Regions from separate parts of the Homo sapiens genome. Here all the other regions are linked to region 2. Evidence: chromatin loops called from intact Hi-C (ENCODE). Cell type or tissue: dorsolateral prefrontal cortex. All regions are shown on one strand. Links, peaks and the distances in the headings refer to the core of each region. The heading gives the core; the rest is flanking DNA. Region 1 has its middle 11 kb from the start of MAP4K5. Region 2 overlaps NIN (ninein). Region 3 overlaps CDKL1 (cyclin dependent kinase like 1).

What was found. Hi-C counts contacts between places; a loop is a spot of excess contacts. Peaks named below come from ENCODE experiments on the same cell type or tissue, not always from the same donor. Only the 100,000 strongest peaks of a DNase experiment are listed, where the experiment ranks them.
Region 1: it touches region 2 in a loop (5-fold over the local background); 57 of 110 quality-filtered maps call a loop at or near these places.
Region 3: a loop joins it to region 2, with 3 times the contacts of the local background. A loop is called at or near these places in 7 of 110 quality-filtered maps.

The regions. Positions count from the first base shown.
Region 1 is chr14:50,537,986-50,548,266 of GRCh38, reverse strand. It overlaps a transcript of MAP4K5 not described here and a transcript of ATL1 not described here. Among named protein-coding and RNA genes, the nearest start is that of MAP4K5, 11 kb to the right of the region's middle. In dorsolateral prefrontal cortex, for the core only: a CTCF peak has its summit at 5,214 (motif pointing left); no DNase peak of the experiment used is centred there.
Region 2 is chr14:50,772,807-50,783,087 of GRCh38, reverse strand. It overlaps NIN (ninein), which reads left to right. Exons shown (of 31, transcript NM_020921.4): 6 at 4,284-4,323; 7 at 5,949-6,139; 8 at 9,993-10,139. Among named protein-coding and RNA genes, the nearest start is that of NIN, 53 kb to the left of the region's middle. In dorsolateral prefrontal cortex, for the core only: CTCF peaks have their summits at 4,799 and 5,004 (motif pointing right); a DNase peak (open chromatin) is centred at 4,997; H3K27ac peaks cover 1,954 bases.
Region 3 is chr14:50,337,415-50,347,695 of GRCh38, reverse strand. It overlaps CDKL1 (cyclin dependent kinase like 1), which reads left to right. Exons shown (of 10, transcript NM_004196.7): 4 at 2,638-2,710; 5 at 5,474-5,564; 6 at 6,464-6,664; 7 at 8,667-8,749. Among named protein-coding and RNA genes, the nearest start is that of DMAC2L, 30 kb to the right of the region's middle. RefSeq lists an enhancer at 1-185. In dorsolateral prefrontal cortex, for the core only: CTCF peaks have their summits at 4,583 and 4,783; a DNase peak (open chromatin) is centred at 4,785; H3K4me3 peaks cover 1,001 bases; H3K27ac peaks cover 4,200 bases.

The DNA.
Region 1 (10,281 bases), core at 3,283-8,282, 240 kb after region 2:
TGAGGAATGAATATCCTCCAGTAGCCCAGTAAACCTAGGAAAACCTACAGTTGCTTTACTGTCTGGGGAACAAGCTGCTGTACTATCTTATCAGTGACAGCTCCAGGTATGTTTCATGTCTTAGTTGACCAGGTAACTCCCAGGAATTTGGGCCCCTATCCCGGGCCCCTGTATCTTTTTGGGGTTGGCTTCCCATCCCCTGTTCTTTAGGCCATCCAAGGTGGTTTGTAGGGTAGTCTCCACATCTGCAAGAGACTCTGAGGTTAGCATGATATCATTAATACAGTGAAACACAGAGACTGAGGCAGGCAAAGAGAGTCTAGATAGGTACTATGCAACTATACTGTGATAGATGGTGGGGTTGTGCAGGTATCCTTTTGGTAGTACCTGGAAAGTCCATTATTGGCCCTCCCAAGTGAAGGCAAACTGGTCTTGTAAATCTTCCACTAAAGGAATACTGGAAAAGGCATAATCCAAGTCAATCATAGCACGGACACTTCCCAGCTTAAGGACTACTTGCTGTGGCAGTTGAGTAATATTGGGTACGGCAGCAGATACAAGCAGCACCACCTCATTTAGCTCATGGTAGTCTACCATCATTTTCCAAGTGCCATTTGGCTTTTTCACAGGCCACACAGGGCTGTTATAGGGGTTCTGGCCTATCTGTACCTTATGTAACTTCTGGATTGTTTGGGTGATCTCAGAATCTTCCCCTGGTAGGCAGTATTATTTCATCTTCGTTGCCTGCCTGGGCTAGGGCAAGTGTACAGGCACCCATTTGGCCCATATTCTTTTTGCTCCTTGATTTATTTTCAGACTCCGTCCTTGTTTTTATTCAGCTCACAGAGGTCCACCAATGCTTCCCCTACATAACAGATTTCATTTCCCATTAACAGGTACAGAAGTACAACCAATGCCCTCTATTATAACATTTTTTTTTCAACTGGAAATCACTCAGACATTCACTGAGTACCTAAAATAATTTTAAGATTTTAAATTACACAAGAGTTCACCTATAAGCATTTATCTCATTCATATCTATCCAATTCATTCGTTTTTAGCAGTTTATCTGGATGACTCATGAGAACTGAGATATTAGACAAATCTAATCACTATTCTAACTTATTTTCCTGTTAACCATTTTTATAGCCTGTAAATATAAGATGTTCACCTAAGTAAAAACCTTAAAGTTCCCCCCTCCCCCTGTGTCCATGTGTTCTCTTTGTTCAACTCCCACTTATGAGTGAGAAACACCAGGGCCTGTTGGGGGGTGGGGGGCTAGGGGAGGGATAGCATTAGGAGAAATACCTAATGTAGATGACGGGTATATGGGTGCAGCAAACCACTATGGCACGTGTATGCCTATGTAACAAACCTGCATGTTCCGCACATGTACCCCAGAACTTAAAGTATAATAATTAAAAAAAAACCTTAAACACATGGGCATTTTGCTGATAATTCAGAAGATTTTGTTACTTTCATTGAACCAACTATATTAAATTAGTCTTATTTGTCAAAAAAACCACACAAACAAAGATCATTCTGGTTTTGGCTGGGTTTACAGTCTTATAACTTTCATGTCAAACTCTGACATCTTAAAATATCTAGCAGAGGCAAATATAAAACTTACCTAATCAGTAAACCTAGACAAAAATGTATGCAGACAATTCTGAAGACATTTCTATTTTATTTTACCAATAATTTTAAATCCAGCTTGTTTATTAAAGATTACTAAATTTACACAAACTTAAAAAGTACTTGACTTTACCTTAATGTGTGAGTACTCATTTACTTATAAGCCAAGTTGGTAGCATGTCAGACATAACATATAACACATGTACATACATATAAACATAAACATGTATGCTCTCTCACACACACACACGCACACACACACACACCCAGTACCTTTTACTTCAGAACTCTAGCCATGAGATAGTATTATAAACTCATGAGACTATAAAGGATAACTGGATCCATATCATTTTTGACAAAATTGGGACCCCTTCATATGGCTAAACTTTATTTGCCTAATAGGTAATCCAGTGAAGGCTGTGGACAAAAATTTGGGGTAAAGTAGTTTTCATAGCAGTTTGATTTTTTAAAAAACTTCTTTTACCCTCTTTTTTTTCTTCAGTTTCAAATGAGTTTCTAACATTTACATTTTAGTTAGAATTGTCTGACCTGTGTAAGAAAAACAAAATCCCCAAGTGGCTTTGAATTAGCAGTACCATAAACAGTGAGTTTGATTTCAACACCAGTAGTTTAATAACAACAGATTCAAAGCAGGCAGAAAAGAAAAGAGAGAAATAGAGAGCTTCAGAAGATCTGATGAACTATAGCTGAAGGTGAAACATTTGAGCTCTGGATTTTTCTTGCTGTAATTTGGCCATCAGTTTAAAAAGGTGCACAAGGATGAGTCATAATATGTAACCAGCTGGCGTCCTAGAAAACCTGGCATGCCTTTGAACTTCCCCATGTTTTTGGAAACATAAGCTACAGGAGTTCCAACCCTTCCTCCCTTTTATCTACCTTCTCCACCAAATCCCCAACCAGGGCCGACATGGATACTCGCATGTGCCTTTCTAACTGCAGCTCCTCCCTTAACTTTTGTATCTATTTTTCCTGCTTTAACAATTTCTCAGTAGCCAGTCTTACCACAGCAACAGCACATCTGCTATTCTTATTGTACTTTAACATCTTAGGTCCTTGCACTACATGCTTACTCCCCACTGGAATTTTCTAAGCATCCCTGTACTCAAGCAGCAGCCCACAAAGGTTGAGCAGTTGGACTATTTCACCCCACATGGATGCCGTCGACCACCCTGGGATTCCCACTGCAGACACCCCTTCCTGAATCTCCCTTTGGTCTCTTAGATCCTGTTTGTGATGCCAATTGTTATAAGAAAAGCCCAGGATTTTATAGAATAATGGTCTCCCAAACTGGGAGGGAGCTGAGACCAAAACGTGACTCAGACAGTTCAGATTGGCAAGTAGATGAGTTTATTAGGACTTACATACAGGGCGCTCCTGAGCAGCAGCAGGACAGCTCTAGAGACCTGTGCTACTTTCCATCTCTAAACTGCCTTTAATTTTCTGGCTCTTTGCCTACTGTGTTTGAGCAATGAGACTGTTTTTCTTAGTAGGTTCCCAGATACTCTCCATGATGTTTGGGTTCTCAGAAACACCTGTTCCTTGGCTGGACATCATGGCCTTGGCTCACAGCCTGGCCTTCCGAGTTCAAGCAGTGGACACACACCCTTCAGTAATCTGGTGAGGGACCTGTTACATTATAGTTGGCTTCTTTTTTTTTTTTTTTTTTTTTTTTTTGAGAGTGGGTCTCACTCTGTCACTCAGGCTGGAGTGCAGTGGTACAATCATAGCTCATTGCAGCATCCATCTCCCAGGCTCATGCAATCCTCCTGCTTCAGCCTTCTGAGTAGCTGCATTTATAGCGTCATGCCACCATGCCTGGCTAATTTTTTCCCAACTTTCAGTAGAGATGAGTTCTCACTATGTTCCCCAGGCTGGTCTCAAACTCCCGAGCTCAAGCAATCCTCCCACCTCAGCCTCCCAAAGCTCTGAGATTACAAGTGTGAGCCACCATCGCCCAGCCACCTTATTTTCTAATGCTGGCTCCTCTTATGTTTTCAAAATGGCAGTTGCCATTCTAGTCACATCAGAAGCAGACATCCATGCCTAGAGACAGAATAAGTCATGTCTGTGTCTTGTGTACCCTGTTAATAGCAAGGAAAACCTTCCTAGAAGCACTCCAGCAGACTTTTCCTCCTGTGTCATTGTCCAGAATTGTCCAAGCCTAAACCATTCCTTTAATAAGAAAAATGAGGCTAGACCAATCAAGATTTATTCCCTAAGACGGGGGAGTGTCTCAGTCTCCCCTGATGGACATAGCCACTTGGAAGAGGTCAACAAAATTGTGGTTCTGATAGTAAGGACAGAGAAAAGAGGGTAGTTATTGGGCCCAAGGGCCAAAGTGATCATCATGGCTTCCACTTTCCCATAACCCTTAACTCATACCTCATCTGGTGGGGTCACCCAACCTTAGTCTCAGAGGATCCAAGTCCTTAGTGCTCTCATCTTCATTGGGTTGCTTCAGTTTCCCACTGTCCAGTAATATTAGAGATGTGAATACTAAGAGACACCCTAGTGAATACCTGGGATTCCAGACATAGTCTTCCTTGTTTCCTTTGCGGAGCAATAACCAATTTCCCCATGGTAGTTAGAATCAATCACCCCAACCAGTACAATGACCCCCTTCTCTAACTGTTGATTTAGTGATCTGAAGACTCCAAAATAGCCAGATGGCAGTTTCAGCTTCCCGTTAAATAGAATTGTGACCATGTCATCTGGGGAAAGTATCAATCCCTTGGGCACTAGGGCCTCCAAACTCACCAAGTCCAATCCTATAGGGACAATATAATAGAGACAAAGTTGTAGAGAAAAAAACTTTCAAGAGAGTTATTAGGAATAATAGAAGAGCCACTCCTACCTCTGCCTCTTGGTTCACAGGCCCATGCATTCTGAATATTGAGTAGATGACAACATATAATGGTGACTGGGTTGAGTCCTATACTACATCCTTACAGGGGTTTTCTCTCAGCCAGCACCACGATTGATCCTTCTGCATACTTTCCTCTATCCTATCAAACTAGCTGTTCCTGAGTGATGGGTAAGATCAGTTAATTCCATGGGCATGACTCTGCTGCCACACTTCTCTCATAATAAAATTACTTTCTTGCTCAAAGATATTTGTGATACATGGTGATAAAACAAGGCATTCCATAAGCCCATGAATTGTGGCACTAATAGAAGCTTTCCAAGCAGGGAAGGTAAACCTCTACCTAGAATATGTATCTATTCCCATGATGACAGGTCACTCTTCCCTCTATAATGAAAGGAATCTAGTGAAATTAAACTGCCACCAGATGGTTGACTTATCTGTCAAGGGAACAGTATCATACTGGGATCTCTGCAATGGCCTCTGCTATAAGCAGATTAATCACTCCATAGTGGCAGTAACTGAATTATCCTTGGCAAGTAGAAGTCTACATTGTTGAATCTAATGTTAGCTTACATTCCTATTGTCACGTAGGCACACTGAGCAAGCACTAGAGTGACTGTGTAAAGAGGCTGATTGACACCTGGAGAACAGATCTTCTTGTATAACTATCGAGATGGATGCCCTCTGCTGGGCAGTATTGTAGTTCACAGTTATTTTCACATTCTGGGCAATTTTAAGAATCCATCCATAATACTTCTCCCACTGACTTCCTTATCTCAAATCTTCTTCCTTCCAAGTAATTGACCAACCTATTAGCTACTGTGCATGAATCAGTACAGATCCATACCTCAGATCAGCTCTTCTTCCTAAAAAAGAGGACAACCAGATGTATTGTTCAAAGTTATATCCACTGGGAGAATTTCTCCTCCTATCTTTCAGGGCCACCCCATTATGGTGTGGGCACAGAATTCTGTGGCTCTCTGCTTCAAGTTGGTGCTAGCATATTATGCAGACCATTAATAAACCAAGCCTAAACTTTTTCTTCCCCTGCTAAATGGCTATGAGCCTATAGATAATGGGTTGAAAAAAAAACAGGTGGCAAAGAAGTAAGGGCAGGTCCAATGGACATTTGTTCCATATGATTTACTTGTGTCTTCCAGATCATCTCAGGCCACCTCAGTGTATACTCTTCCATTTGACAACGGAATTCTGCTGCCCATGTTCAACTTACGATCCAGTAAATTAGGTAACATCCAATTTCTTTTATTTTCTTTTATTTTTTTAATTTTACTTTAAGTTCTGGGATACCTGTACAGAATGTGCAGGTTTGTTACACAGGTATACATATGCCATGGTAGTTTGCTGCACCTATCAACCTGTCATTTAGGTTTTAAGTCCCGTATGCATTAGGTATTTGTCCTAGTGCTCTCTCTCCCCTTGCCCCCAACCCCCTCCCCCCGACACCACAGGCCCCCGGTGTGTGATGTTCCCCTCCCTGTGTCCACGTGTTCTCATTGTTCAACTCTCACTTATGAGTGAGAACATGCAGGGTAACTCCCAATTTCTAAAGAGCAGTTAATGTCACATAGTTACTTAGTATCCTGTGGTCAGGAGTCTAGCCTCTACTAAGACCTAGAAGTAAATCAAGAGTTGCCTTTCAAACAGACAATAGCTGTCAGCAGATAACAGCATATTCTTTTTTTTTTTTTTTTTTTTTTTTTTTTTTTTTTTTTTTTTTGAGACGGAATCTCGCTCTGTCGCCCAGGCTGGAGTGCAGTGGCGCGATCTCGGCTCACTACAAGCTCTGCCTCCTGGGTTCATGCCATTCTCCTGCCTCAGCTTCCCAAGTAGCTGGGACTACAGGCACTCGCCACCGCACCCAGCTAATTTTTTGTATTTTTAGAGAGATGGGGTTTCACCGTGATCTCAATCTCCTGACCTCGTGATCCTCCTGCCTCGGCCTCCCTAAATGCTGGGATTACAGGCGTGAGCCACCGCGCCTGGCCAACAGCATATTCTTATACCAAAATCCTAGGGGTCTGCATTGGGATTCTCCTACTGGGGTTGCAAGAGACTCCATACAGTTTCCTGTTTACCATTGGGTCTGCTGAATCCTAAAGCCTAAGTGTCAGGGCAGCTTGCATCATAGCCTTCTCTGTAGTACATTATGTAGTTCCAAGTGATATGAACAAGGTGGCAGTCATACAGGTTACATGGGTCAAAGAGTAGCAAATGCAGTACATTGTCTCAAAATACAAACAGGCCAAACAAACACTGTGCATCTTTAAGGTGGATGATACAAGGTAGAGCACTACTTCCTTGTTAGAAATGTCACTAATGTGTCAGGTTCCTGAACTGGGTTTATCTCTCGTTCTCTGGTATTAGTGGTATTTTTTAAAGTATGTAGGGTGGTTGCTACTTCCTGCTCACAAGGTGCAATTTGCATAATGTTATCAAGATAAAAGACTACCATGATATTCTACTGGATATCAAGGAAACAAAGGTCCCTCTGGAATGATACTCTATCATAGAACAGAAGTCTTTAAATATCCCTGAGGTAGTACAATGACAGTGCTGTTGCAATCATGTGAAAGCAAACTGCTTCTGATTATTTTTGCTGACGGGAATTGAAAAGAAAGCTACTTTCTAGTTTTCAAGTCAATAGCTACCTTCTAGGTGCCAAGAGCTGTTCTGATTTGCTCTAGTAAAGATCCCCCATATGTGGAACCACAACTATGACTAGCATCAACATTTGATTAAATTTTTAATAATCCACATTCTCCAAAACTAATTTGGCTATTGCACAAGCCAAGAGGAGTTAAAAGGAAAAGACTTGTATCTTTCATATCTTTAATGGTGGCACTAATCTCTGTAATTTCCCTGGAGATCAAATTTAATCTTGGTATTCTACTTTGGCATGGGTAAGAAGTTAGCTAGGGAGGTTACACTTGTTCCTACCTATCATAATAGCTCCCTAGAAACCTAATGTAGGAATTCTGCTACTCAATATATCTATACTCACATATATTTTGGGACTGGAAAAATAACTCCAGAGTGGATCTTTAGTCCCACTTGACTTTCTTAAATCTCTACTTTAATCACTGGAATTTTGGCGGTATTTTGAGACTGCAGAGATTATTATTTAGAGCTAATATCAATTAACCTCCAGAATGTATGAGAATCACCCATTCCTTAGCTCACAATCACCCTGGTAAAAGGCTACAAGTACCTCTGGAAATGGCCTTGGGGAAAAGTCACCGTTTATACCTGGCTGCACTATGGGACTCTCCCTCAAAGACATCCGCCCTCACCCTTAATTAAGGGACTCCAGGTTTGTGAATTGGTTTATGTCTAAGATTCAGGTAATATGTCTTGAATCTCTGTTACAGAGATTTCAGTTAGGTTTCTACCAATCAGTCCCAGGATTTTTCCACCTACATATGTCAAATGGCACTTAAGTACGCTGATGGTTTTATTCATTCCTAGAGACTCAGGGATTAATAATAGGATAGCACCACCTATCCTTGCAATCAAAACATCCTGATTTCACTTCTTCCTGAAGGTTATTATAGTAACTGTGCTAAACATGTCTTTGACAGTTGAGCCACCTGACCTCTACCAGGATATAAAATCATGGATCCCAGTTTCAATGTGGGCTCCCAATCATCATCTCTAATCCACTGAGGGCAGCCACAGAAGAATCTTTCGAGGATATCTGTTCTCCCTCATTCAATGCCTTGAAAAGAGTAAATTGTATGGGCCCTCCTGGGCATGGTATGAATAGAGTTTGACTAAGCAGAATGACTATAACAGAGCAAATCCAACATCCCATCTCCCTAAACCTTGAGATTCTTTCTTCTACAGTATGCCAGGGAAATTCTGGCATCTCAGCACATAGATTGTAAGCTATTATTGAGAACAAGCTTCTAGTAACCCACTTAGAAGGACTTCCAGATGCTCAAGTCAACAGAGCAAATCTGAATCCCAGGTAAGTATTTAGCAAGATCCTACAACTTCTTCATTGTATAAGCTCTCCTCCAAGAGCATTCTGTGTACTTCCCCATTAGGGCTATACTGAAACTCTTTCTTCTAACTCATGTTTAAAGTTCTAAGCCTCATTCATATCTGCTCAAATGCCCCCATCCCATGTCATAGGTTCTAGGCCATCTCCACCAGTGCCCTTACTTTAGCATAACAGAACTGGGTCTCACGTTTAATTAACATTGCAACTCCAAAGCCTTTATAGTCAGGCCCTGGACTTGGTCCTCAGCCATATCTTCCCCTTAGCTATGAGAGATAATGGATTTCTTCAAAGCTGTCAAGGAAGTTTTCTGATTTTCTATTCATGCCTGGTATTTGGAACCCAAAGCTATTTGTCTTGTTTTCATGTACTCTCACAGAAGCAGTCAGAAGAGCCAAATGACACAATAATTTTAGTAAACCTCACTGTTACAGCAGCTAAGTGCTAGAGATTGATCTTTCAATGTTGTGCCCTACACTGACACTCCATTTCATGTCACTGCTGATAGTTTGAGTAATTGTGATGCCACTCCATGCTACAGGATACCACTGTTCCATTTTCCTTGGCAAGTAGTTTATACAAGTAATCATCAGATATGTGAGTGATATCATCCTAGAAAGCCATTTTGAGAGTCTCTTTTCTGAGACTAATTCTAATCCCTATAACTTTATCAATCGGGTTTCTGGGAAGAAAAAGCACAGAAAGAGAATATAATAAAAGGACCATTTATAAAAATAAAAGCTGGGCACAGTGGTGCGCACCCATAGTCCCAGCTACTTGGGAGGCTGAGGTAGGTCGATTGCTTGAGGCCAGGAGTTTGAGGCTGTGGTACAGTATGATAGCACTTGTTAATAGCCACTGCATTCTAGCCTGGGCAACAGAGCAAGAACCCATCTCTAATAAATAAATAAATGATTAGATGACAGGGTTAAGCGAATCACCAATAGATAGTGAGGAATCCTGAGATTAGCAACAGTGGAAAGCCATTATTATCCTTGCTCTGCAGAGACAAAGAAAAGGAGAACTTACTGGAATCCTGCAAGAGCTATGCAGCTGTAAGATAGGATCCCAGCCAAGCATTGTAGCTTTTTCTGCTCATAACACTAGTCTACATGAGGTGTGGGCAAACTTTGGGCACCCTTTTGAACATACCTGTTATTGCGTGAGGAAACCAATAAGGAACAGTGTAAGATTATTTGTAATCTGCTATCTTTTCTTAGCTATTGAATTTGCAGACAAAATCAATTTGTGAGTTGAATACAGAAATCCTTCTACCAATTTTCACATAAACCTTAAAACCACTCTGACGATAAAGGTTAACAGAAACAGCTTTTTAACTGTATTAGTCCATTTTCACACTGCTGATAAAGACGTACCCAAGACTGGGCAATTTACAAAAGGAAGAGGTTTAATTGGATTTACAGTTCTATGTGGCAGGGAAAGCCTCACAATTGTGGCAGAAGGCAAGGAGGAGCAAGTCACATCCTACATGGATGGCAATAGGCAAAGGGAGGGCTCATGCAGGGGAACACCCCTTTTTAAAACCATCAGATCTCATGAGACTTATTCACTATCACGAGAACATGACAGGAAAGATTTGCCCCCATGATTCAATTACCTCCCACCAGGTCCCTCTCTCACGTGGGAATTCAAGATGAGATGTGGGTGGGCACACAGCCAAACCATACCATTCTGCCCCCGGCCCCTCCCAAATCTCATGTCCTCACGTTTCAAAACC
Region 2 (10,281 bases), core at 2,204-7,203:
CCATGTTTAAACTATCCTTCTCCCCTAACCCCCACCCCCACTTGCCTTAAGATTTTGTGTGAAATCATCGAAGATGAGGATGCTGCCTGGGCTTTCGAAGGCTGTGCCGTATCTGACGACGCTTTTGGGTTGGACTGTCTCAAGAATGTCTGTTTGAGATGGTCTCAGTCCACAAGGCAGATCTCAGTCGAGTGTCTCTGATCTTGCCACTTTAGGAGGCATTGGCATCCAACATTCACCAGCCTGAGCAGCACCTGGGCTTCCCACCAAACCGCCTCATCTGTCATAATATGGGGGAGATGCTGCAGAGCAATATTTACCAAAAGGAGGGAGCTTCCCTTTATCCCACCCCCAAGTCACAGGAAATAAATTTAGTGAGAATTTAGTGGGCAAATAAATAGTGAGAGTTGTACCTATTTCTGTTGCATAAACAACATTTATAACAGTAAAATAATAAAAGAAAATTGTTTCCCATAGTCCTTCAACCAATATGCATCTGTTTTTATTATCTCTATTTCCTTCCAGCCTTTGTCTAATTGTATAAATATTTTTGCTGGTGGTAATCATAGGATAGATAGCATTTTTGTAATGGTCTTTCATTTAACATTTCATAAGATGTTTTTCCACGTTCCTACATGGTTTTTTAATTATACTTTTAATGACTGCATTATAATGTATCATTATACTTTATGCTCGATTGTTGAATATTTAAATTGTTTTCAATACTTTCTTGTTGCAAAAAGTGCTATCATGTACATATTTACACATATGGCTTTTCTTCCTCCTTGATTTTATTGTCTTTGAATACCAAGTGAAATTATTGGATCAAAAAGTATGAACATTTTTATTGCTTTTGATACATAAAGCCATTTACATTACTAAAAGTAATAATCATTTACAGTGCTACCCATAACATATAAACGGGCCTATTTTAAATCATAACCTTGATGGTAGTAGAAGTTATATCTTAAATACTTTGCTAATTTAATAGGAACAAAATGACTTCTTGGTTTTAATCCTTCTTTGATTGCTGTTGAGATGAACCTTCCCCCATGTTTTTTTGTTTTTGGTTTTTTTTTTTTAATTATGTTGCTTCTTATGTGAATTGTCTGTGTTTCTTCCTTCTCTGCTGGGAAGACTTGGCATTTTTCTTACAAATGTATATCCATAACAGATACCTCCCCAGGTCTACCCAATTGAATGCTTTAAGTTTAAATATGGAAATTAAAATAAATTCCACATGTATCATGTAAACATATGTCCAATAAAAATAACAAAATTGTGTAGAGCTTACTATGTGCCAGGCACAATTCTAAGCACTTTACCATAACTCCATGAAATATGCACTACCTTGTTCCCATTTTATAGGCAGAGAACCTGAGGCAGAAGTCGTCAGAAGCTTGCCTAAGGCCAACCTGGTAGGGAAGCCATGATTCAGCACCAGGCACTCTGCCTCCTAAGTCTATGCAGTGGCCTCCATACTCGATCCTTTATTAGTTAGGAGTAAGAATCCAGGGAAGAAGGCAGCAGGGAAGTACTGTCCCAGAGAGTGAATCAGACATAGGCACCCAGTCTCATAGACTCATAAGATGTTGGAAACAGTATATTGGAGCATCTTGCTTCTTTGAATTCTGTGCTCACTATTTTCAAATGAACTGAGAAGTAAATGAGCCAGTGCTTTAGTAATGACGAGGATTTTTTGAAGGTGTGTGTGTTGCATTTTTACAGCTGTATATTCCAACTGGGACTCTCTTTATGGTTTGGGGCCAGTGATAACATATTCTCCTGCCATTTCTCCCATTCATTTCTGCTGTTAGAAATCATCCCCTGCTTGAGATTTGGTAGGTTTCTACCAATGGTTCTGAGACCATAAAACCCTATTTTATTTGTCATAGGTGGAATTAGTGGATTTAGTTCTGGGGTGTTTCCAACTGGTATGCTAAATAATGAATTTTCATAATTTTGGATGCCGAAGTAGTATGAGCATTTAAATTGTCTGCTCTGTTGAACAGGAAAATAAATGTGGAGGGACAGACAGGCAGGATGGTTTTGTTGATTTAAAATTTCTTATGTGAAAACAATTCTGACCAGAAATGAGAATGTAAGAAAATTTATGAAGGACTGTTGACTTTACCACTTGCTCCCCATCCCCACCATGCCTCAGACATCCACTAGATTGGAGAGACGTCTTTATGTAGAAATGTAGGCTGAGTGAGCTGATGAAATTGTTATCACAAGCAAAAATCACACGTCCTAATTCACTTTTCATTGATGCCATGTTTATTAGTGACTTTCCATTGTAATCTGCATGAATTGTAGTGAACTTAAACATTTTGAGTTATGGCCTTTTGGTGTCTTCCATTTGTCAGCAACAACCCATCTCAGCATTGTCAGCTTGGTATGGCCAAATTAAATGAACTCTCTGAATTGATACTATCTTAAATATCTAACATGGACCTGTGAAACTGTGGTAGGTGGTTGGCCCTCATTTAAGAGGTGAGAACTACCACTAGTGAGTGTGGAGAATAAAGTAGATGAGCGTAGGTTGCCTGAAAGAAGAACTTCAACTCGTATTAACTTGAATGAACTACTGAAAAACAACATTTCATCTAAAAATTTTACGTGCCATACCATCTGTCATGAGGAATCCAAGTTCTAGAGACAGGTATTAATTAGGCTGACTTTCCTGTCGAGTTTATTTTCGGATTCTAAGCAATCAACTAGTCTTGTACAGGTCAGCTACCCAGAAAACGTGCTGGTTATTTGTTATCAAAGGCAGCTTCATTCATAAAGCTGGATCACTGCTATGACAGCAGCCCCGTTTGGAAAGGGCGATTCACCTTTTCTAACAGGGTTTTCTTTGATGGTTGTAGTAACCCCCCATAACAGTGATTAGTTTTAGGCAGTTTGCTGGAGAGGCTAAAGCCATTTGCTGGAAGCCACAGCCACTGTGGACCTACTTGTTGCAACTGGTCAAAAGACGACCTGTACTATCCCCGGGCAGTGGAGCAAGGGCTGGATTTCGGTCCTGACCTGTGCTCTTAGCGGGGCACTTTTATGCAGTACACAAATTACAACTGTATGCTGTGACTTTGGAGAAGAGGCAGGAGTAATGAAGCCTGATAAGGTGGCAAAATGGTCCAATTCAGATAAATTGAACTGCCTTTAATGTAATTTACTGGTAATGTACATTTTATACTTTCTCTAGCCTACTTATTTTAAGTTGCATCTCTCTCCTCACTATGCCACAGATACACTAGGCTCATTCTTGCCTCCTTGCTTCAGCAGATAACAACTGCCCCCCTTCTTTTCTTTTCTTTTTTTTTTTTTGAGACGGAGTCTCGCTCTGTTGCCCAGGCTGGAGTGCAGTGGCGCGATCTCGGCTTACTGCAAGCTCCGCCTCCCGGGTTCACGCCATTCTCCTGCCTCAGCCTCCCGAGTAGCTGGGACTACAGGCACCCGCCACCTCGCCTGGCTAATTTTTTGTATTTTTGGTAGAGATGGGGTTTCATTGTGTTGGCCAGGATGGTCTCGATCTCCTGACCTCGTGATCCGCCCACCTCGGCCTCCCAAAGTGCTGGGATTACAGGCGCAAGCCACTGTGCCCAGCCTGCCCCCTTCTTTTCATTTGGCTCTCTGCAGTTTATCCTTCAGGTCTCAGTTTAGACATTGCTTCTTCCCGATCTAACAAGTCTAAAGTATCCCATCTGCATAGCAACATAGCATCCTGAACTTCCTTGTCATAGCACTTAAAATACTACCCTGTTGTATTTCCTGTTTTCTTGTCTGCATGTCTTCATTAGCATATAAACTTCTTGGGGCAGGAAATATGTTTGTCCTGTTCATGGTTGTTCATGGTTGTATTACCAAGACCTAGCACAGTACCTAGCACAAAGAGAAGCACTCAGTACACATTTATTGAAGAATAAATTCATAAATGCATGTGTACAGATACTTGTTGGTTGATGGATACTGGATATTTGCTTTGGCTGGGTTTAATTGGTTGTGATAGGTTTTGCTGTTGAATAAGTGACCTAGCAAATGAGGACAAATCCTTGGTGAAATGCTGCAGAAGGCTGTGTGGTGTTTCTTAGGAGTCTCGTCCTGATTGGCTGGTTAACTGAAGAGAACTCATCTAGATGGATACACTAGAGAGTCCTGAAATTATGTGACTCACTTAGATGATGATTTCAGAGCCAGAGAGTGATCTGCTCTAGGAAAAGCTAGGATAGTTCTTTCTGAATAAGTTCTAAAGCACACTAATCTTCTCTTGCCTTCTCTAGCACTGGAAGACGCAACGCAGTGAGGAGTATGAAGCGGAAGGTAAGAGCCGAGTGTGTCAGGACGTGCCTGGAAGGGAAGGGCCGCCGGGTGCTCTCCACACCCGGTCTTTCTGATCTCTTATGCTGCAGGCCAGGGGAATTAACATTAAGAACAACAGCAACAAAAAATTTATTCCCAATTGATAGCTTTTAGTTTTAAAATCCTAGCATTTAGTATCATGCAAGAGATGGTAACTAAGATATATAATTTTACTTACGGGCTAATTTCTCTCTTATACAGACTTTCAGATTAATTTTCTAACAGTCTTAAATAGTGACCTATTAAAGTGCATCCCTTGGCCAGGTACAGTGGCTCACGCCTGTAATCCCAGCACTTTGGGAGGCCAAGGCAGGAGGATTACTGGAACGCAGTAGTTCATGACCAGCCTGGGCAACATGGCATACCCCGTCTCTACTAAAAATAGCCAGGTGTGGTAGCACATGCCTGTCGTCCCAGCTACTCAGAAGGCTGAGGTGGGAGAATCCATTAAGCCCGAGAGTTGGAGGCTGTAGTGAGCCGTGATTGTGCCACTGCACTCCTGCTTGGATAACAGAAGAGACTCTGTCTCAAAAAATAAAAATAACAATATAAATTAATTAATTAATTTAAAAATGCATCCCTTGACAAGTTTCAAATGTATTTAAGAAGCATCAGAACACGTTGATCCTCTGGCCACCAGATGGCACTGTGGTTCAGCTAACAGAACCTCAGCCCACTTCACAGCCCTCTGTGGATTAACTGTACTTAAGTGTAATTACAACCTGTTCTCTAGGTTGAAACGCCACAGCAGTAATGGGCTTAATTCCTGTCACTAAAGAGTGGGAGTAGCACTAAATACTGCTTTCAACCCTCTGAGGTTCTTCCAAGCACACAAAATTGTGCCAGTAATTATCTCATGTTTAAGTAATGACTTTACAGAATCTCTAATGTGTAAAGCAAAATTTAGAAGTGAGGGCTTTTAATAGAGAATAAATAAGAAGTTTTGATTTTTAAATAAGTAGTTTGATCCTTAAGTCTTCAAATGAAATTTAATGTATAGATAACTGGGAACTTATAGCTTGCAACCATTGATTTTTTTTTTTTAATTTCAGTTGGACTGTTGGTTTCTGTATGTCAGAATATTCATATGTAAGGATTTGGGAACAGGCTAATGTTGAGACTTTTATCATGAAATTATTTTCTTTTCAGTAAAAGATGCTGTAGTACTTAGGCTGGAAAGAAAGTGGAGGTAATACATTCTGGTAGCTATAGTTGAGATAGAGCTTACAGAGTTCTCGATAATGGCCCTCAACCAGCCTTCTTTCTCTATGATCACTATAGCCTAAGCTTGTGATGTGCTCAGCTGAAATAAAACAAGCCTAGAACTTTGCAGTATTGCACAGGAGATTATATTTATTACACCGGTATGACTGTCAGGGAGCCAAAAAGTACCCATTTACTCTAGTTGCAGCCTTAGAACCATTGATTCTGTTTCATGGGAGCTTCAGGACCAAATCAAAATGGAATTGACATTTATTGCCTTTTTCTTACAGTATTTATTTTCAAAAAGCACAGTTTTCTTTAAGAATAGGCACTCTCTCTTTGCAATTCCTTTGGAAACCGTGCAACATATGCTTCTCTCTCAGGCCAGTTAAGGTTTTGGAACCCAGATGACTTGAATGCTTCACAGAGTGGATCTTCCCCTCCCCAAGACTGGATAGAAGAGAAACTGCAAGAAGTTTGTGAAGATTTGGGGATCACCCGTGATGGTCACCTGAACCGGAAGAAGCTGGTCTCCATCTGTGAGCAGTATGGTTTACAGAATGTGGATGGAGAGGTAAGCCTCGCAGTATAATTCAGGAATGATAATGATGGTAAAAGTGTAGTTGACCACATGCTAGGAACAGCTGTAGTGTGGCTCTCTGCAGCTTGTTAGGCTCCATTTTCTTTTTTCCTAAGAAGTCATTCATGAAGATTCTGTCACTGAGGAGCTCTTGTTGTGTTGTGAAAAAGAAAAACTGACAAGAGCTGACACTTACCCAGCTATTGTAAGCTCACTGTGCTAGGCAGGTTACCCCATGTGAAACTGTCAGGCACTAGCTCTCTGTAGCCATGATGTCAGATGTATTTGTAGAGGTGCCATTCACAGAGTAAATTGTGGGAAACATGTGGAGGCAGAATTAAGCAAGGATTTCAGTAGATTTGAGTTGGGGGAGTATTTTGAAGACCAGAAGGATAAATTTAAGTTTTTGGAAAGAACATCTCAATATCATCTCTGAGTTCTTAAGCAGATTGAGCAATATATAGAAAAATCTTGCTTGCTGACGAGGAGCTAAACTGCTTTTACATATTAGCATGAAGAGAGCCTTGGGTGAGAGCAGCCAGCAGCCATTACAATATTCTGGTCATGAGAAAATGGTAAAGGGTAGTTTGGTTGTTTTGAAAATACTAAGAAGAGTTTTGAAGGAGCCCCCAAAAGACTCTTCTTTGGTAAAACTCTGAGCTTTATGTTTTCTAAAAAATTAAGGGAGGAACTGGTAGGACTGGGTGCATGAATAGCTGTGAAACATAAGAATAGAAATAATTCTAAGATGTGCCTTTCAACGAGCTGAAAATAAGGATTGGAGAGAGTTAGGGTAGGGCTACAGTTGTCGCTTTGGGAATCTTTGATTATAATGATATTTGAAACCATGCTTTCTGCTTGCTCGGGGGATAAGTGGTATTATTTTTCTAAACAGATAATAGAAATATTTGTTTAGTGGTATTTTTCTAAACAAATAATAGCTTTTGATTTATTTTCAAAAGCTTTCAAGTAGCCTAGCTTACAGAAAATTTTTTTTGTTGTTTTCCCCTTCTTTCCTGTATTTTTGACCATTATATACCCTTTGTTTACCTTTGTAATGGCTCAGTGGTAATTTATTTTTCATTGGTGACTATTAAGTCATAAAATTAAATTTATTCTCCTGAATTGTAAATCAGTGCAATATGTAGAACCTTGGGTTGTTTTTGCCAAAAAATATTGCACAAACTTGGATTATTTATCTAAAACCAATTCTTGGAATAAACTGTAGCTACTTGTGGAGAGCTGCATGTTCTTCTGTGGTGGTTTCCAAAGCTCAGGAAAAGAAGTAGCACATTTAGTTATTTTCCTCTGGCCTGAGGACAAGTAGAGGATTGCTCATAGAATATAACTTTTACTTAGTGTTTTTCCTGCTAAAGAAAAATAGTGAAATTCTATAGTACTTAGTATTACTAGCTCTAAACCACAGAGGAGCTGGAAGTTCAAGATGATCTCATTTACTTGGAATCCTAAAATTTTACAACTGAACGCCATTTTAGATTTAGTCACCTCTCATTTTATAGGTAGAGAGAGTGAAATCGTGGCTGTTCCCTGCTTTCATGAAGGGGAACTAGAGTCACTGTCTTATGCCTGTAACTAGCACACTCCTTTCCGAAAGCAAGAACAATGACAGGGCAGAGATGCAAACCAGCATGCCCGATGCCGAATCTGGCCCCAAGCCTATTTTACTTGTCATGCCCAGTGTTTTTAAAATTGAACTTTTTGCTACATTGAAAAAAAAAATCAGGAGATTTTTCTAAAACTCCAAAGATTTGGCTCCATTTTATGGGCAGTAAGATGCAGCCAGCCCCTTTGGAGAGGACATGCACTCCTGTGTTCAGTTTCCCAGCACTCGCTACTTTCTGATGTCTTAAACCCATCTTGCCTCATTCGTTGACATCATCTTCCGGGCCTCTTTGAGTGTTTGGGTTTGTGATTATTTTCCAACTTACACTTCAGCAAACCAGCTATCCAAAGACCTGGTCCATGTAAGAATAAGAATGTCCTCACAGTTCCAGAGACAGCTCCTGCTCAAAGTGTAGAGCGTGCCCCAGTTGGCCATTTAACCGGCATTGTTTTCTGCCTAGCCCCGGCCCCGTCTTCTGAATCCACACTCTTCTATTCATCACTTGCCCACTCCACCATCTAAAATAACTGGAAGGACTTTCCAGGTGCGAGGTCTTTAGGCAGTCTGGAAGCTGTGCACTGATTTGGCTAATGTCACAAGGTCAAGCAGTGTGGATCTAATGTTAGAGCCAAACTTTTAACCTTGTTAACTTCAGTCAACACACCTGGACTTGACAGTAATTTCTGGTACAAAGGTCCTGAAAGCCTTGTCCTCCAGGAAAATATTATTTTGGTTGATAAGAACAGGATAGAAAAGTTAAGGGATCTTGGCAACCTCAGAATCTTGCCCCAAATATCTTTCCATTGATTTGATCCTCTTTTAGGAATTGTTGCTTCTTGCAAACGTTTCCACTCTTTAGAATGGTTTTCTTGTTTCAGAGTTCCCTCCAGAGGAAGTCGTATGAAAGCAAGAATGGAAACTAATGTTTCCTGTTGGGTATGAATTGGGGAAAAAAAAGCATTTGAGATGAGAGAATTGCCTCAAGCCCTTACATGAAGAATGAAATCAACAATAGTGAGATCGTATAAATCCTAGCAGTAGTCCAGATTTACAAAAGGAATATTAGAAGCTTGAGAATGTGTTGCAGAGAATTTAGGCCTGTGTTAGAATGAGTCCAGTTGTAGGCTCAAATGCAACAAGAGCAATTTGTTGCTTATTCTGTCTCCTTACTGCTCAGTGGCATGGGCCTTAACTGGGAGCTTGTTAGAAATGCCGAAATCTGAATCCCCACACCACCAGACTTACCATATTAGAGTCTTCATTTTAACAAGCTCTCCAAGAGATTTCCATTTTGTACATTGGAGGCATGTTCCTATAGAAACATTTTAACCCCAGAATAAAGAGGAATCTGACTGCTAGTGGGAGGGCTTTGCCTTTCCTCCTCGTTCTGTGGCTTCAATGATCCACGTTGCTCTATTCACCTTCCCATTCCTCTGTGGAGCTAGGGAACCAGCCATTCCCAGGCAAGCCTCTAGATGGGGCTGTAGCCCAATCTCCCCTTCCCTATTACAGGATAGGGGCTATTTGATTACCATCAGAGGGTGCGGACTAGCCAGTCAAAACTCCCTTGCCTTTACATGTCTTGGAACCCTTCTATTGCACACACATAAAGTCTTTGTTTTTCCTGTGCTAAAACATTAAAGCAAAAAGCCAACACACTCAGTATTGTTACAAGTAAGGTTCTAAACCCCAAGTTATGGATTTCAGATTCCAAATCTTAATTGTAATCAGATCATTGTAATCTGTCCCAGACCAAATTCTGCTGTGCTAGCCTACCAATTTCAAAAATTCAACATAAAGAAAATATCACTGAGGGTCACCACAGTATAAAAGTGTAACAGATGTCCAACCACTTTCTACTGTTATGACACTGGGAAGCTTGTATCTTTATATTATTTAGGTATTTTTTAAAATTTGTAAGAATAATGTGTAACAACATTAAAGACTGCCTATTGTAGGAGTGTGAGTAAAAGAGAATATAGTTAATTGCTAAATTGCATAAGATTATGAAGATGTTGGAAATTGACTTTTATTTAGTTTGTGGGAAGGAGGAGGGCATATCATTACTGGAAAGGGAAACCAGTAAAGTGAGAATAAAGGGGCATAATTATATTTCTGGAGTCCTGGGACCAACCATGGTACTGATTACTACTGGCCGGAAGTATACTTTGGGCCTTGTATACTTGAATGGAGTATTTAAAATATGTGATGACTCTTTTCTAGATGCTCGAGGAAGTATTCCATAATCTTGATCCTGACGGTACAATGAGTGTAGAAGATTTTTTCTATGGTTTGTTTAAAAATGGAAAATCTCTTACACCATCAGCATCTACTCCATATAGACAACTAAAAAGGCACCTTTCCATGCAGGTAAAAAATAAGCAGAAGTGCTTTCTTTGTGAATAAAAGTTAGAACCCATTTAAGTAATGTCTAATAAATTAATCTGTTGTCTGAAGCAAAATACTAAGGAAAGAGAGGGAAGCAAAAGAAGAATTAGAAAGACTTAACCAT
Region 3 (10,281 bases), core at 2,019-7,018, 440 kb after region 2:
GAATGTAGAATTGCTGACTCACAGTCTTCCTTTGGGTGTCCAGTAAGCATTCCCTTCCCCCAAACCAGTTTCCCCTCCAGTGTTCTCCTGAGTAAAAGGCACCACTGTGTACCAGTTACTCAAGCTAAAAACCTGATGTCATTCCTTGATTCTTCTCTTTCTCCCACATCCAATCCCTCAGAAAATCCTGGAAGCTCTATTTTAAAAATATAGCCCAAATCTGGCCACTTCTCACCACTTAACCACTATTTTAGATGTTCCCTTAACCAGAGAACCTTTCTGGGCCATCCTATATAAGGTGATCAACCCCTTCTAGCACAGCACTCTCACGCTGTCTCTCTCTCTCTCTCTCTAAATCCAACACCACAGAATATATTCTATCTATTTTTCCCCTTTTTATAGTTGTAACTCCCTTCTCCAACAGTGAAAAACTGGCCCCTCTTATTATGAGTGTTTCAGCTAAAAGGGATCTCAGAGTCTGAGGCCTCTGCATTACAGAAAAGAAACTGAGTAAAGAAGTGAAGTGAGTAGCCAGTTCAAGATGGCACTAAGTAGTTTGTACAGAGTTTTTACATTTGAGAGTTTTGTAATTCTGGGGATTAGCTGTGCTGGGGATTAAAGGAGCAATAATGATATGCAACTATAATTTACTTTTATATGCTCCTTTTATATAATTTATTTGGGGAAATGTTTGTAGGAACTAAAGTTGCCTGGTACTGGTAACCCTATATTAATACTTAATTTGCAGGCCGGGCATGGTGGTTCACACCTGTAATCCCAGCACTTTGGGAGGCTGAGGTGGGCGTATCACTTGAGGTCTGGGGTTTGAGACCAGCCTGGTCAACATGGTGAAACTCTGTCTCTACTAAAAATACAAAAATTAGCTGAGTGTGGTGGCACACACCTGTAATCCCAGCTACTGGAGGCTGAGGCAGGAGAATCGCTTGAACCTGGGAGGCAGAGTTTGCAGTGAGCTGAGATTGTACCACTGCACTTTAGCCTGGGTGACAGAGCAAGACTCCATCTCAAAAAAAAAAAAAAAACCAAAAATTTAATTTATTGAATAATCAAAATATATTCCATTTTTCTGGACAAAATGTAGAGGCTACTGGGAAGGCTGAGGCAGGAGGATCCCTTAAGTCCAGGAGTCCAAAGTTCAGTGAGCTATGATAGCACCACTGCCTCCAGCCTGGGCAGCACAGCAAGACCCTGACCCTAAAAAAAAAAAATTAAAAGTGGAGGCTGGGGAAAAGCATTCCCCCTAATGTCTCATCTTAGTTGCATTTTTCTAAGCCTTTTTTCTCGACAGTGACTTTTTCTAGCATCTATGCCTATATGCCGCTCAAACAAGGAAAAGAGAATTTGGAGAGAAGCAACTTCAAACACAGGGACATAGACCTGGTCCAGCAATGTCCCAACTAGCCTTCCTGGAAGTGGCCTCTTCCTTTCCTTCATGTGATCCCACTCTCTGTTCAAACACCCCCTGATCTGCTTGAAAGGATTTCCTGAACGTCTGGCCTGTGACAACAGTGGCCTTGTAGCCTCTCTCAGAGGCTACAAGTGACTTTTTGTAGTCCCCTTAACACAGCTACTCAAGAGCTTCCTCCCTGATTTACTTATTCGTTTTGGCTGAGGACCACAGCAACACTGTGGAATGTTTATCAAAACAGTAAGTCCAGCCAGTGGGTTGGGGTCTCAGAAAATAAATGCACTCTCTCTGTGGTTCGTTTCTTACACTCCCTGCCTTGGTTTGTTGTTGTTTTAAATGTTTCCAGGCGAGATGCCTCTTTCTAATTCACACAAAGTACCTGCTGGAACTACTGGTTGCCCTGGTAATAAAAGATGTGAGTCAGGGAAGAAGTACTGGGAGCAGTGGCTTGAAGTTTAGCTGTGGTGATGGAGGAGAGAGTAGAAAGATGTACCTGGGCTGCAGCTGGCTGCCATGGCAGCATAGGGAAAGAACCAGGATGCCTCAGGTTTTTAAATTATTATTAACATTTAATAACAATTTACGATGGGGGAGCAAGAGAGACTGCATCAAGACCCTGGTAGGGCAGATCTGGGATGCTAAAAAACAAATAGAATGGTTTGCAATGTAAAGCTCTTTGCTATAATCAGTAAAGTCTTCATTATCTAAAAAACCAAACAAACAACAGCAATGCTGCTCTGAGAGACCACATGCCCACACATGGAAGATGAGTCCTGCTTCAAGGCTGTCTGTTTGGGGCAACTTGAGAAAATAAACAGCATCTTTTGTGCTGAATAGTAACTTAACTTTACATCAATAAAAAATTCCTTGTGAAAATGGAGCTTAAGTTACCAGGCAGTTTCCCAGTGGTGTCACAGATGTTTGAGATAGGTGGTTATAAATACTTGTTGAAATCCCTGTAGGTTTTCATGTCCTTACCAAAGAAGTAGATGTTTGCATTTTTGTTAACCTGTTCTCCCTAGACTTCAGCGGTGTGCTGGTCGCATATTTTTACATTTTGGATTCATGGAATGATTGATGAGTAAGATGACTATGTGTCACCTAAGATTTTTCACTACTAAAGCCTATCTTCGTTTATTTTTTCTTTTCTTGAGCTGAATTCCATGGCTACACTAAAGAATGTGTTTGTGCTGCTTTATTTTTATTAGGGTACCAGAACATCTCGTGAAGAGCATAACTTGGCAGACACTGCAAGCTGTAAATTTTTGCCATAAACACAATGTAAGTCTCATGATCTCTTTTGAAAAGCAACAAGGCTCCCCTTAAGCTGAGGTGGAGCCTTGTACAAAGTTTATGTCACACTTCTGTGGGTAAAATTTTTTACCCAAATCTTCATAAGCCTGGTTGGGTAAGTATAGGCTAAAAATGCCAACCTAGCTATTCCTTCTTGCTCAGGTTATATAAAACATGCATTTTTATGATTTTAAGAAACTAGTGCCAGGCATGGTGGCTCCTGCATGTAATCCCAGGACTTTGGGAGGCCAAGGTAGGCAGATCACTTGAGCCCAGGAGTTCAAGACCAGCCTGGACAACATGGCAAAACCCTGTCTCTACAGAAAATAAAAAAAAATGAACTGGGTGCGGTGGTGTGTGCCTGTGGTCCTGGCTACTCAGGAGGCTGAGGTGGAAGGATCACTTGAGCTGGGGAGGTCGAGGCTGCAGTGAGTCAAGATCATGCCACTGTACTCCAACCTGGATGACAGAATGAGACCCTGTCTCAAAAAAAAAAAAAAAAAAACCACAAAGAACAAAAAATTAGTCATACATTTATACTGCTTAGAAACTACTCAGATTTAAGGTAGAACCCCATTCACTTGGAGTCTATGTGGTCTTGTACTCCCAAAAGGCTATGAAATTGGGGAAAACCCCAGGTGATTCATGCCTGCTTAGCTGCAGTATGTCAGTTGCAGTAGGTGGAACCCCAAACCCAGTGCAAAGTGCCAGTGTCTGCTTTGGTGAGATATGAGTGTCGAGTCTCGAACCAAGCAACCTATCGAAAGCCTGTGACACTCCTGGCCACAGGCGGCTGGTAGAGGCATAGTAGACTATTGCCCAGGTGACGTGACTTCACAGATGCTGGGAAGCCTGCTGCCCCATCCAATACAATACTGCCCACTGTGCATAGAAACCAGATTCCAAAGTTAGAGCTTCGTTTTGGCCATGAGTGCAATTTCACTGCAATGTTTTATCTTACTCAACTGCCAGGGTCAATTTAGGTGGTAGGGCTAAATCTCCTTCTTTATATTGTTCCAAATGATTTTTCCTGATGCTGCATTCCCGGAAGGAGGAAGTATGAGAGTAGACAGCACTTCTCCCTGAGGAGCCTCCAACTAGCTAAAGGCTATAATCCTTGTAATACACAGGGGAGAGTGGACACCCATATTGTTAGTTACTATGACTTACCACTCTTTCAAGAGCAGGTTTTAGGATGGGGGAGCAAGAGAGACTGCACCAAGACCCTGGTAGGGCAGATCTGGGATGCTAAAAACAAATATAATGCATACCACAGTTCCCTGGAGAGCCCCAGACACCCTGTTTGGCTCCATGTGCTGATGGGGGTGGGTGCAGAAACTTGTAAAGAATTCCCAGAACAGAATAGGAGCACATGCTTGCTTACAAGTACTTCTGACCATATGTCATCATGATATTCATGGTGTACCCATTTATAGCAATATGTGAAGCCAGTGGTAAAAAGAATAGAGATCTCAGGATGTTAATTGCTAAGAACCAGATCGATTATAATAAAATCCCAAAGTTGTTTTATTTACCCCAAATTTTCCAGAATAATAAATACCCATGGGGAAACATTGACACTGATCTCTCATCCTGAAGGTCCTTTGGAGTGAGAACTGGTCATGCCCAAGAAGAACCCAAGTCCTCTCCAGATTCTTAAGAATAACCCCAGGGTTTCAGGCTGCAGGCCAAAGAGGGTCTCTCAGGTTGCAAACGATCTAGCATTCTCCTCCTAAGAGGAAAACACTTGGGAAAGAGGAAGATTATTAGGGACCCTGAGCAGTATTTTGACCCAACTCAAAAAAAAAAAAAAAAAAAGTAACTCTTAATTAGGTTGTTGATTTGTTCTTTGCCAAAGAAATTGTCATTTAATGAGAAAATCATGTGAAGATTCTCAAACGTTCTTTTCTCTAAGATCACCCTGTTTAAGAATGTTGGCTGTGGGCTGGAAACCACAGGTGATTTGAGTCTAAATTCTGGAGGGGGGGCCGCATCTCGAGGGGTGGCTGCAGCTCTCAGAGCACTTGTGTGTGGGACAGAGCTGACATCTAGCGACTCTCCCCAGAGGGTGAGGGCTGCTGCCTACTCTTGTTTATCTTGTCCGGATGAATGTCAGAGCTGGAAGGGAAATCTCTTGGCAAGCTGTGGTTGCCACCCTTCTCTTCCCAGCTTATCTCAGCAGGCCCAGGGCTTGTCCTGTTTACGAGGCTGACTGTGTTCTGTTCACAGTTAAACAACTGAATTGTGAATTCTGCTTATGCACCAATTTGCAGCTCCTGCAACCATGATGCAGCCTCACCCGGACCTTTCAACATTTTCCCTTTCACCTAAAACTGTCAGATTAAATACAGGACACCCTGTTAAATTTGAATTTCAGATAAACAAGCATAACTTTTAGTATAAGTACATCCCAAGTGCTTCATGGGATGTATTATCCTAAAAAAATTATTTGTTTATCTGAAATTCAAATTTAACTGGGTGTCCTGTATTTTTCTCTGCTAAGACCGGCTACCCTACTTTCATTTTCCTTTCACTCTTCTTGGCTCTTTTGGGCCTTTTAGGAATTTGGGATGATTCAGGCTCTGACAGGCATGGTACTAGATTTATTTTAGGCTGCTCTTTTGCTGTTGTCCAACAGGCCAAGGAGAGATTTAAATGATTTATCCAATATTTGCTAAATAGTCATGTGTTTCATTTATCCCATATATAGTTCAGCCTTAATATTGTTTTTGTTTTGATTTGTTACACTAGTGCATACATAGAGACGTGAAGCCAGAAAATATCCTCATCACGAAACATTCCGTGATTAAGCTTTGTGACTTTGGATTTGCTCGGCTTTTGAGTGAGTATTGACATTTTCTTTTGTTAAGTATAAAAAATGAAAAAGTTCTTGATACAACAAAGGATCTAAATGCTCTAGAAGTATACAAGATAGTACTTGTATATTTAGGGCATAAGTGTGCTATAAATTATAATTTTGTAATTACCGAAAATGTGTAGATAATACAATGGTTTACCTATGTATGCTATCCATAAATTATACCACAGTAAAGTAGTTATTAAAAAGTATCTTACCTCCCTGATTTCTACCATTTCTTGCTAAAATACTTTTCAGAAGTGCTACTTTAGAATAGTGGCTTTCAACCTTGGAGGCAGATTAGAATCACCTGGGGAACTTTTTTTTTTTTTTTTTGAGACAGGGTCTCACTCTGTTGCCCAGGCTGGAGTGCAGTGGCACAGTCACAGCCCACCACAGTCTCGACCTCCCCAGTTCAGGTGATCCTCCCACCTCAGCCTCCTGAATTGCTGGGACTACAGGCATGAGCCACCACACCTGGCTAAGTTTTGTATTTTTTTTGTAGAGACGGGGTTTCACCACATTGCCCAGGCTGGTCTCGAACTCCTGGGCTGAAGCAAACCACCTACCTCGGCCTCCCAAAGTGCTGGGATTACAAGTGTGAGCCGCTGTGCCCAGGGAACTTTAAATTCTAAGCCAAATAACCCCCCCCCCCCCCCCAGACCCTCCCCAGGGATTCTGTTTTAATTGGACTGGAGTGTGGCTTGAGCATCAGTAATTTACAAAATATTTATTTAAGTGATTTGAATGTGCAACTAGAATTGAGAACCAGCGATATAGAAAGGCCACAAAATTGGGCACAGGCTTGACTTCTGAGATCTCCCCCTCAGTTTTGATTCCAGCCTTCCGCTGCTGTTTGTTTTCCATGTTCCATCACTGGCTAGCTGGACCGAGTGACTACTATACAGACTACGTGGCTACCAGGTGGTACCGCTCCCCTGAGCTGCTGGTGGGGGACACGCAGTACGGCCCCCCGGTGGATGTTTGGGCAATTGGCTGTGTCTTTGCTGAGCTGCTGTCAGGAGTGCCTCTGTGGCCAGGAAAATCGGATGTGGATCAGCTGTATCTGATTAGGAAGACCTTGGGTAAGTGGTGTTTTTGTCCCACCTTTTGGAAAACTGGATATTTCCCCAGGTTGGGGCAGGGCAGAGCCAAGTTCTCAGTCTCACCTAATGCCCTTTAAGGCATTAGTTAGGAAAGAGGAAAACTCGAAGCCTCATTTAAATGACTCCATTAAAGGTGGCCATATTTGTTTTAATTAAAATAGTTAACAATTATTGAGTACTTACTCATTGTCCAAAAACAACCCAAGATTCTTGAGCAGTTTGGATCAAGTTAAAACATTAATAATGACAATAACAACAATAAAAACTCACATTTCTGTAAGGGCTTAGCAGTTTACAGAATGCTTTCATGGTTTACCTTGTTTATGACGATGGGGTAATCCATTTGGATGTCCTTAATCCCAGCCTGCCTGACTAGTTTGGATTATTCAGACTCTATGGAGAATGATTCCCAACCTTCTAAGTGTCAGGAGGAAAGCTAGTTGTAATGTCACTCAGTCCGTCTTGCTTTCCCACCCCAGTGCCCTTTCCTTTCTCTCTACCCTTGGAGGCGGAGGGGAAGGGCAGGGGAGAAGGGAGGGAAGATGAGAAAAAAAAACCCATCAGTAGTGATTGCCCTCTTCCAAAGTCAGGGAGTTTAGACACTACTCGCCTGAGTATCGCAGTTTAAGGTAAACTTTTCCTCCTCTAAACTCTTGTAGGAACTGCCATCGCCATGCCTTCCCTTGTAATCTTATCTTCCCAAAGATACTGTAAACTTCCTGATGGTGAGACCACGTCTTATATTTCTACTTACCCTCCACCAGTGTCTGCACATTGTAGGCAATAAATGTTTGCTGATAGCTTGACTTTGTTGGGTGACATGGAAGGCGCTTTGTAGGCCTTCCAGGGGCACTCAGCCTTTCTTGGCTGTGTTTCCTCTAGTGATTTTAGGACAGCCTCCCCATGTCACCCCTCTGGCACTGGAGGAAGAAGGTTATTAAGGTGCAAGGAATTGTGCTCATGATGCTGCTCACTGAGATCTGGGACAAGGCATTGAGGGTATATCTTGGTTGCTCACCCAAAATGAGGCGAGGCAGCAGTTTTTGCATTTGAGTGAGAGGTAAATTTCTAGGATGCATCAGTAATAATTTGATACCCTGGAGTAGGAACTCCCACAGTGCTCTGGGAAATGGGCCTGGTTGTGCCCCAGGAGAACACCTTTGAGTATCTCCCTATATTCTCTGAACAAAATCCCTCTTCAAGTGTAATATAGAATTTTACATAAAGGGGATTTTAGCTGATGTGATGGAAATGTGGGCAGGAGGAGCTTCCTAGAGTCCCCTAAAATATAGAAATACTCTTCTTGTTTCATTATGTCACATTGTAAGTGCTTCTAAACAGTAGATGAAATGGGATTTCCATGTGATTGCTAACTGGTGAAATAAGAAAAGATGGTCCCAATGTGGAAATGTATTCCTTCTAGCTAGAAAATCCGTGATTTCTTCCTTCCTTCCCTTCCCCTCCCCTCCCCTCCCTCCCTCCCTCTCTTCCTCCCTCCCTCTCTTCCTTCTTCAAATATTTATTGAGTGCTTGCTCTATGTTAGACACTGTTATAAGTGCTAGGGCAATAAAATTTTATCTTCACCTATCAGGATTCAGTTAATATGATTTTGATTTGTGGTTGTTGCCGTTTTGCTGTTTTTTAAAAGGCATTATTTTATTTGTGTGCATGTGCTTCTGAGTTGTTTGGTTTGGGTTCCTTCAGTACACTGTAGGCTCTGAGAACAAGAACCTGAGAGCAAGAAGCTTGTAGCCCTCAGTTTCTGTTGCTTGCCTCCTCTGTGCCTAACACAGTGTGCTGTCCACCGTAGGGATCAATACAGGTTGCTGTGGGTTGCCTGAATGCCTCTCCTTCTGATTGCCCAAGAACACTGCAGTGTCCATGCATATGGGCACAGACAAACACAGCATTGATGGAAGAAAACCATAGATCAGTGTTTGCTAACCAATTTCACTTACCTTTTTCTTTTCTTGTCCAAAGGGGATCTCATTCCTAGGCACCAGCAAGTGTTTAGCACGAATCAGTACTTCAGTGGAGTGAAAATTCCAGACCCTGAAGATATGGTGAGTTACCCATTTTGGAGAGAGCTCTGTAGGCCAGGCTAGCTAGGCTTTGGTTGTTATTCACCTCCTGAGCCCCATGGCTCACCCTGCATTGGAGGTCAGTCTAACAGAGAAAAAGAAAATTGGAGCAAATTGGCTAGCGAGACTTTAGCCTTACTGCTCATTTAGAGGCTGCTGATAACAGAGTCTAGCCAGCCTGTTGCATAGGAAGGCAGCGCTGCCTGCCTGCTGGAGCCACACCTGTCCTTTATCATTTCTTAGCAGTTGAACCTAGGTAGCTTAGAGCCAACCAACTTTTAGACCTAGACCTATCAAGGTAAAGTTAACTAGTTTTTCCCCAGCATTGTCCAAATTCCCTACTCTACTATGCCCATGGTCTCCAGACCATGGGAAAAATCATAATGAACTTCCTTGGGCTGGGTGCAATGGTTCACGCTATAATCCTGGTACTTTGGGGAGGCCGAGATGGGCAGGAGACCTCACCTGAGGTCAGGAGTTCCAGACCAGCCTGGCCAACATGATGAAACACTGTCTCTACTAAAATTACAAAAATTAGCCAGGCATGGTGGCACATGACTGTAATCCCAGCTACTCAGGAGGCTGAGGCAGGAGAATTGCTTGAGCCCAGGAGGTGGAGGTTGCAGTGAGCCGATATTGCACCACACCACTGTACTCCAGCCTGGGTGGGCGACAGAGCAAGACTCTTTCCAAAATAAATAAATAAATAAAAACTTCCTTAGCCAGCCTTACTCTGGTGCTTACCCTCTATTATGGCCAACCCAAATGGGGGAAGCCCATTTTTTAAAAGCAGAAAAATTTGAAATGTTTATACCCCTAATCCACTTCCAACAATTTATTCCTGTGAAACCATAATCCAAGAGCATAAAGATGTGGCATTATTTAATAGAAATTATTTCCTTTAGTATTCCATCAGTAGGGGATTATGTATGGTACATCCTTACAATAGAAATACCTCATCAGGCCAGGTGTGCTCATGCCTGTAATCCCAGCATTTTGGGAGGCTGAGGCAGGTGGATCAGGGGCTCGAGACCAGCACGGGCAACAAGACAAAACTCTGTCTCTACTAAAATACAAAAAGTTGGCCTAGCATGGTGGCACGCACCTGTAGTCACAGCTACTCAGGAGGCTGAGGTGAGAGGATCACCTGAGCTTAGGAAGTTGAGGCCGCAGTGACCTGAGATCGCTGCACTCTAGCCTGGGCGACAGGAGTAAGACCCTGTCTCCGAACCAAAAAAAAAAAAAAAGAAAGAAAAAAAAGAAATACCATACAGAGCCAGGTGCGGTGGCCCACACCTATAATTCTAGCAACTCAGGAGACAACTGAGGTGAAATATTGCTTGAGCACAGGAGGTCTAGACCAGCCTGGGCAACATAGCAAGACCCTGTCTCTACAAAATATTTTTAAAACTAACTGGGGTTGGAGACACATGCCTATAGCTCCAGCTACTTGGGAGGCTGAGGCAGGAGAATCACTTGAGCCCAGGAGTTTGAGGTTACAGTAAACTATGATC